Linked DNA regions of Homo sapiens: region 1 is linked to region 2. A link is a loop called in an ENCODE intact Hi-C map of the cell type or tissue named here. Cell type or tissue: mammary epithelial cell. All regions are shown on one strand. Each heading gives the region's core, and the rest is flanking DNA. Links, peaks and the distances in the headings are about the cores only.

Evidence for each region. A loop is a pair of places that touch in the nucleus more often than their neighbours do. Peaks named below come from ENCODE experiments on the same cell type or tissue, not always from the same donor. Only the 100,000 strongest peaks of a DNase experiment are listed, where the experiment ranks them.
Region 1: it touches region 2 in a loop (3.0-fold over the local background); 1 of 110 quality-filtered maps calls a loop at or near these places.

What each region holds. Positions count from the first base shown.
Region 1 is chr5:13,604,028-13,608,432 of GRCh38, forward strand. It overlaps LOC124900942 (a long non-coding RNA gene), which reads left to right and starts at 1,155. Exons shown (of 2, transcript XR_007058697.1): 1 at 1,155-1,292; 2 at 2,718-3,724. In mammary epithelial cell, for the core only: no CTCF peak of the experiment used is centred there; a DNase peak (open chromatin) is centred at 2,284.
Region 2 is chr5:13,508,225-13,512,629 of GRCh38, forward strand. All of the region lies in intron 4 of LOC105374660 (a long non-coding RNA gene), which reads right to left. Among named protein-coding and RNA genes, the nearest start is that of DNAH5-AS1, 350 kb to the right of the region's middle. RefSeq lists a silencer at 2,315-2,609. In mammary epithelial cell, for the core only: no CTCF peak of the experiment used is centred there; a DNase peak (open chromatin) is centred at 2,537; H3K27ac peaks cover 2,259 bases.

The DNA.
Region 1 (4,405 bases), core at 92-4,091, 96 kb after region 2:
TATCTCATTTAAATTTTATATCATAGTCTTAAAGGTCAATTCTCAAGTGGTTCAAGTTAGAAGAAAATTTGGGCTATTTTGTTGTTAATACCAGGAAACTCCAGGACTTGATATTAGTGTTTCTATCCTATTTTAGGTTCTGTCATGTTTTGTTGTAGGAATTTTGGGTGCATTTAGCTCTCTGGTTTTGGACTCAATAAATATTTATGAAGGATCTGCTGATATGGTTTAGCTGTGTGTCACCACCCAAATCTCATCTCAAATTATAATCCCCATATGTCGAAGGAGGGACCTGTAATCCCTATGCGTTGAGTGAGGGAGGTGACTGGATCATGGGGGAGGTTTCCCCCATGCTGTCCTCACAATAGTGAGTGAGTTCTCATGAGATCTGATGGTTTTATAAGTGTTTGGAATTCCTTCTTTGCTCTTCTCTCTCCTGTCACCTTGTGAGGAAGGTGCCTGCTTCCCCTTCTGCCATAATTGTAAGTTTCCTGAGGCCTCCCTAGCCATGCAGAACTGTGAGTCAATTAAGCCTCTTTCCTTTATAAATTACTCAGTCTCAGGGAAGTTCTTTATAGCAGCATGAAAACAGACTAAGACAATGACATTGTCTGCCTTTGTTGGCTCAATGTAATATATTCTGACAAAAACAGGGACCACGTAAAAAGAAAGCTGGATCATGTGTTAAACCTATTTTCAAGTACTAACATTCATTTCAATATACACCAGGAAATTTGGATGTTAGCAATGTTAAGCATTGCTTTTGAAGATTCTAGAGAGTCGCATATCGGTGGGCCAGCTGCCGAAGATTCATGATACTGATTCTAGCTTGGAGACTTTAAGCAGAAGCCTGTTATTATGTACCTTGGTGTCTGTGGAACCTAAACATGAATTTCCCACCACCTGTGACTGACCTCATATCGGGGTTTTCTAGAGCTTGTGGAAATATAAAAACCCACTTTGTACCATTATCATCAATAACTATGACTTTATGGAGACAAGCGCTCTAGGAATAAGATCAGAATGATGGCAGCTAAGATTTCCCCATCGCTGTACTGAGTGCTTCACAGACTTTATCCCATTTAATCTCCTTGGAAATCCTAGACAGTGGTACTTTTATATGCTGTTTCTTTTTCTTTATTTTTTTGACACAGGGTCTCACTCTGTCACCCAGACTGGAGTGCAATGATGCAATCACAGGTCACTGCAGCCTTGACCTGCTGAACTCAAGCAATCCTCCCATCTCAGCCTCCTGAGTAGCTGGGACTTTAGGCATGCGCCACCACACCCAGGTAATTTTTTTGTATGTTTTGTGAGTGGCCCAGGCTGGTCTCAAACTCCTAGGTTCAAGCAATCCATCTGCCCTGGCTGCCCAAAGTGTTGGAATTACAGGCATGAGCCACTGCCATTTTGAATCCATACCTTACCAATGAGAGAGCAAAGCCACAAAAATAAAAACTAGGAAATCTTACATTTTGGAAAGCTATGTATTTGAGGAAAGAAGAATGAGAGTAAGGAGGGAAACAAAGGCAGGCTTCCCAGTATTCCCTTTGACTGACTCTTGAAAGCTGCTGGTATTCACCTCACTCAATATGAGGTATACACAATCTACTATGGACATCCACCCAGAGGCTGCTGTGTTTCTGGGAGATGCTCAATGTTGGCTGCAAAAAATTCTGAACAGCAATCATGTTCTTGTTTGAGAATCTGCGAAAAGCAATGTGCTCCACTAAGCACTGACAATACAGTAGTAAATACGGTAGGCAAAGTCCCTATTCCCAAGTCACCTGCATTCCAAAGGGGTTAGGCCAGTAGTTGTTCAGATTGTCCAGGTTGTGTGGTCCTCTAGGTAATTCAATTTGGAGAAACTTCTTTCAAATAAGAACACCAGAAGTTATGAATATAAAATTAGGCACAAACGTGAATATTTAAAATAAAAAAATTTTCAACAAATAAATTTGAAACCCAACAAATACCATAAATACCAAACTGCAGAAAAATAACATAACATTTTAATTAATTACCTGCTTAACCCAGCAGTCAGCATGGTTCCTCTCACACATGAGGCACTAATAAATAAGTCTAAAGTGCTGATCGCTAAGATTACCTATGCACTACATTTTTATCCTATGGGTGCATTATAGGAGTCTCTTTCAAGGGCTTGTGATTATGATAAAGACCAGGAAACAAATACTGCCTACCTATATCCTGAAATATCTACAATGACTCATCCCAGACTCCTCTACTGAAGCAGTGACTTAAGCAAACAACTTAAGGCTAATTAAATTCCATTACCATTCATAATATTAAACTGAGTAAAAAGGTGACCAATAAAGAAGCCAACAGCACACCTATAATCCCAGCACTTTGGAGGCCAAGGCAAGAGAATTGTTGAGGCCAGGAGTTCAAGACCAGCCTAGGCAACATAATGAGACCCCTCCCCCCAGCAATATCTACAAAAAAAATTAAAAAATTAAAATTAGCCATACACAGTAGCATGTGCCTGTCAGCTTACTTGGGAGGCTGATGTGGGAGGATCGCTTGAACTTGGAGAGGTCGAGGCTGCAGTGAGCCATGATTGGGCCACTGAGCTCCAGCCTGAGTGAAAAAGCAAGACCACAAAAAAAAAAAAAAAAAAAGAATGGCTTGCAAACTGTAAATTACAGCTCTTACCCATGAATGGTGCCTTTGTGAAATATGGCATCGCTTTTCCACAGGTAAATCATCATGTTACCTCCAGAATTCTACTCCTCCATGCAGCTTCTCTGTGCATAAAATCCTTGGATAGAAGAAATGTCTGCTGGCCTAGAACTGATTTTAACACTGAAAATATTAAGGCCACATAACACAAGGCTGGGCAGGTGCATATCTCACCCAAAGCATCTGCTTTTCTGTAAGTAGCCAACCCATGTTATCAAGGGCCCATACAATCTTTACAGACCACTTTCAGGTAAAAGCATATTGTTTTCAAAGGCTACTTAGAACTGAAACTACTTGGTTCTATTCCAAGGTACAACCTCAGCCAAGTGATTTGCTTAATGGGAATTGCCAAACATAAAAAGATCAAATAACAAATTTCATTAAGTTCAAGAATCTATGACTCCTACAACTCAGTAGTTAAAGAAATAACAAATAATTCAATTTAAAAATGGGTTAAGAAGTTGAATGGACATTTCTCCAAAGAAAACGTACATATGATTAATGGGTAAACATATATATTTTTAAATGGTCAATGTCACTAATCATCAGGGAAACACAAATTGAAATCACAATAAGATATTACATCATACCTGTCAGGATGCCTATTATCAATGGAACCAAAACAACAAGTGTTGATATGGATATAGAGAAACTAAAACCTTTGTACACTGTTAGTGTGGGTGCAAAATGATGCAGCCACTGTATTAAACAGTGTAGAGATTCCTCAAAAAATTGAAACTAGAACTACCATAGGATACAGCAATCACACTTCTGATATTTCTCCAAAGGAATGTAAATCAGGATCTTAAAGAGATATTAGCACTCCCATGTTCACTGTGATACTGTTCACAATAGACAAGATGTGAAGCCAACCTATTGACAGATGAATAAAGAAAATGTGGTATATGCAAACAATGGAATATTATTCAGCCTTTAGAAAGAAGGAAATCCTGCAACATATGACAATATGGATGAACCTGGAGGGCGTGAAACTAACTAAATAAACCAGTCACAGAAAAACAAATACTGTATGACTCCATTTATATGAGCAAATCAAAACTACAATGAGATATCATCTCACCCATTTTGGATAAAATCGCTTTTATCCAAAAGACAGGCAATCATGAATGCTGCCAAGGATGTGGAGAAAATGGCACCCTGTTGGTGGGAATGTAACTTAATACAACCACTGTGAAAAACTGTATGGAGGTCCTCAAAAGACTAAAAATAGAATTCCCATATGATCCAGCAATCCCACTGCTAGGGATATTCCCAAAAGAGAGGAAATCAGCATACTGAGGAGATATCTGCACTCCCATAATTTCATTGCAGCACTATTTACAATAGCCAAGATTTGGAAGCAATCTAGGTGTCCATCAACAGATGAAGGGATAAAGAAAATGTGTTATGTATACACAATGGAGAACTATTCAGCCACAGAAAAGAATGAGAGCCTGTCATTTACCAGTGTGGATGAAACTGGAGATCATTACGTTAAGTGAAATAAGTCAGACACAGAAAGACAACCTTCACAGGTTCTCATCCAATTGTGGGACTTAAAAACTAAAAGAATTGAACTCATGGAGATAGAGAATAGAAGGATGGTTACCAGAGGCTAGGAAGGGTAGTTGGGGCTGAGGTGCAGTGGGAATGGTTAATGAGTACAAAAATATAGTTAGATAGAATACGTAAGATCTAGTATTTG
Region 2 (4,405 bases), core at 325-4,324:
CACGCTGCTCTTCACGGTCTACCGGTGCAGAAGATGGGCGCTTCAAAAGCCAATTTGTGTAGTGTAATTTATTCTAGCTGCCCAGTGGAAGTAAGTCATACCCTTGGGCCCTCTCATAATGCAGGTTATTTTATTTTTTAAGTTGGATGAGCATTTCTCACATCATTCAGGTGCACTAGGTATCTAAGAGAAAAATCTCTCACCCTGGGGGTTATATGTACTCTGCTTCCCAGGACTCAGGCTTACTACCAGATGGACTATGCAGCAGTTGACCCCTTTCCCTGCATTCAGCTGAGAACCTTCCTGAACAAGAAGCCTTCATGAGAGAAAGGATGAACAGGAAAGCAGTTCCCAGTCAGGAACCCCTTTGATATTTTACAGGATATCTCTATCTCCAACATATTCCATAATGCCAAACTTTCTATAAGATGTTAAGGAAGTACATTCAATGTCAATGGTAATAAGCATGAGCCTGCACTGAGAACCTGCTTTGCTACATTGTCTTAGGAAATCCTCACAACAGACTTTGGAAGAAGAGTTATTTTCTTTCTATACAGAAGGTCACTTGAGCTCAGTGAGGCGTGGTAGACTTACTCACTATTACCCAACTTGTAATGTGAAGAGCCAGATTGTTACCCCAAATCTTTGTGATTCTTTTTTCACATCACCCCATGCTTCTTCAAGGCACACTACTGAACTATAAATGGAATAGAAAATAAATAACGTTTCTCAGGACTGAGTTAAACCATTTCTTTGTCCACTCAAAGCATAGATCCATTTTCCTCCTGACTTGCTTGGGTGGAGATAAAGTCAGCCTCAAATCAAAAGATCTAATGCCAATAAATATTATTGTAATTAACGTAGGTAGTTTTTGAGACCCAGATAAGCTATCAATTCAGCTTGATTGGGTAAGATCACGTAGCAGCGCCTAATTTAGAAATCATGCATGGTTATACTGATAAGTTTTTATTTCTGCCGAACTTTATGCCAAGTAAATGCTATCTACCAAGAAACTTCAGGGTGCATTTCCTTAATCTTTACTAATTATTCTGTTGACTAAGTGAAAATTAAAATTCTTATCCAGAACAAGCACTTTCTAAGAACTATCTTGTGCCCTGAGGCATCTTTCATGTGAGGTAGCAGATGTCTCACCTGACAGTCTTTGGCAAAACTTTTCATCTTTAATCTGCAGGTTTAAATTCTGCCATGCTGTTTTTTAATCATCATTTAACTTCTGTTCTTACTGTTTCATTTATCCTGCAGTTCCGAGTGGAGCTGTGTGATTCTGGAAATAATATTCTCTAGTGTAAGTGTGCTCATTTTAAAAAGTAGAAAAAAATACTTTCTCACATACTTCAAACTTATAAACTATTCCAAGGTATCTACTTTCCCCTCAGCCCTGCAAAACACCATTTAATACATCTGTCTTTTAACACAATTCATTTTTCTCTATTTCTTATTTATTCATCAGTTCCCACTTAACAATGGTTAAAAGAAATGGGGTGATGGGTCTTTTCTCTCTACCATATTCTCTTAGATTTTTGTTAAATTCATTATACTTTTATAACAGTTTATCAGGAATCTATTATATGCTTTGTACAAGGATAGATAATTTGGTGAATAAGAAATATATATTTTATATATCTGCATAAATACATACTCACATATATAAAACAATAGATTATAATTTCAGATTGTAATAGAGATGCTGAACTACTTCTACAAACTTGGTTAAAAGACTGTTTACTTTTCTGAATAGTCATCCTCTTTGAAGTTATTAGCTGAGGGTAGAAGAGGCCACTTACTATCAATTCATATCCATACTGGTAGACAGATTATCGGGCCCACAAAGATGTCCACACCATAATTCCTGGAAACTGTCTATGCAGATGTGATTACCTAGAAGACCTTAGAGTGGGAAGATTATTGTGGGTTATCCTGGTGGACCAAATGCCTTCTCAAGAGTCCATATGAGAGGAAGGCAGGAGGGTCAGAGTCAAGGAAATGTGATGATGTGAGCTGAGTGGGGAAAAGGCAACAAAGCAAAAAGAGAGAGAGATTGGAAGATGTTGTGCTGCTAACTCTGAAGATGAGAGAATGAGCCACAAGCCAAGGAGTACTGGCAGCCTCTAGATGCCAGAAAAGGCAAGGATTGGATTCTCCCCTGGAGTCATCAGAAGCATCACAGCCCTGCCAACCCTTTTTAGATTTCTAACCTATGGAACTCTATAATAAATTTGGTCGTTTTGAGCCACTAAAGTTGGTGGTAACTTTTATAGCAGCAATAGGAAACTAATGCATCTACCAAATCAATTCTGACAAAGAATAAAATGACAACTGTCATAGTCAGGTTGCCTTGACACTGGAGTTTGTGCAATCAAGACTTGTGCATAAGAGAGAACGAACCTTCACTGATGTCCATGGCTGTAGGCCAGTGCCTCGTGATCCTTATGGTCATTGTGTTACACAGTAGTATCAACCTTTTGTGGTTTTGCAAGTCTCAGTCTGTCTCAGAAGGCAGAGCATATGTGTTTACCATAAAGGAGAAATCATTCTCAGTGTCAGTCATGTGAATAGAGGCACGTCTTCAAAGCTGTGAGTCCAAGAAAGGGAATTCAGTGCCTCCCCTTTGATCTGGACGCTGAGGTGACTAACCAGAGCAGAAGGGATCAAAGCAAGCTTTATCCTGTAGAATCATGCCAGGAACCAGCAAAACAGGACCTTGGAAGTCTGTGATTTTCCTCTGGAATCCAGGCTAGCATGCCTGGTCTACAATCCTAAGGGACTGACTATATTTTATAAATGCATTTATTTTCATCTCTTACTTGTTAGTAAACTAGGAAAAAGGTTCCATTTTTTGCGACTTTAAAAAATGCATTTTCTCAGGGAATCTGTAGGATATTTATGCAGGAATTGTAAAAGATATTTATATAAGGGGTCATCTTTCCACATTTGAGCCAGTATTTTATAGGAAAGGCCAGCATGACTGCAGCAACAGCAATTAGAGAATAATCCCAAGTGATTTTCAGGGATCTAGTCTAGGACGGGGACTGGATGTTCTTTTCCACCAGCTCATTCTCTTTTTTCTGATAATCTTGAGGATGCCAGTTTTATTTTTATTGAGAAAAGCTGCATTTCAGGGCAGCATGGTGAGTGCGGTGGGAAAGCAGGAGCACACTCACATGGATTGGAAAACTTAAGGGCAGCAGGGAGACAGGAGCCAAGTCTTAAAAGGTAAAAGGATCTGAATAGGTAAAAAGGAGGAAGGAGAATGCACTGGGCAGAGAGACGACTGTGAATGTAGGGAAGGCAGCAGGAATAAACCCCACTGTATCCCTAGAGCCCCAGGTGCTGACTGGAGCGGGAATTAAGGCAGGACCAGGTAGGACTGTAAACTATTACTAATGGGGTGTACAGCAGGAAGCCATTCTCTCTCCAGGAAGTGAAACAACATGATGACATTAGTGTGCCAGGAAGACAGGTGGCAGTAAAGAAAGACAGCATGATGGGAATATTGACCAATCACAAGAAAAGGCTGGTGTGCAAGGACCACCTATGCAAGCATGGTAGGCACAGGGATAGAGAGGAAGATGGGATGAGCCTGATAATACATGGAGGAAAACATGCCAAAGCTTAGAAGTACATTGGATATAAGAAAAATGGAAATAGATGAGGGTACGTTTGAAAAAATACGAAGAATTTAATAAGGCAGGTATATCAGTTTGTTAGGGCTGCTATGACAAAGTACTACAGACTGGTGGCTCAAACAACAGAAATATATCCTTTCACAACTCTGGAGGCTAGACGTCTGAGAGCAAGGTGTCAGCAAGGATGCTTCTCCTGAGGCCTCTCTCCTTGGCTTGTAGATGACCGACTCCTCCCTGTGTCTTCACATGGCCTTCCCTCTGTACCTGCTCTCCTCTTCTTAGAAGGACACCAGTCATATTGGATTAGGGCCCCCTCTAATGACCTCATCTTAACTTAATGGCCACTTTAAAAACCCTATCTCCAAATACGGTCACACTCTGAGGTACTGAGGGTTAGGACTTCAACATACGAATTTTAGGGGACCCAACTCAGCCCCTATCAGTAAGGTAAATTGGGGAGAGGGAGCAAGAAGACAGTAAGTTTAATTTTGAACAAGTTGAATTAAGGAGCTATCAAGCGAGCCTCCTACAATCTCCTGCTATAAAGGTTCCTAAGTGGCAAAATTACTTGCAGTCCCCAAAGGATGATTCATTTGTTTTAGGAACTGCCAAGGCAATAAAATGTTGGGAACTCTAGAAATCAATTTCCTATGGATCCTGAAGCCCAGAGAGACTCCTAATTTTCTGTAGCACTCTACGACGCTTTTATACCAAAATGTCTCACAGTGTGTTCCACAGGTCATTAGCCCCATTAAATG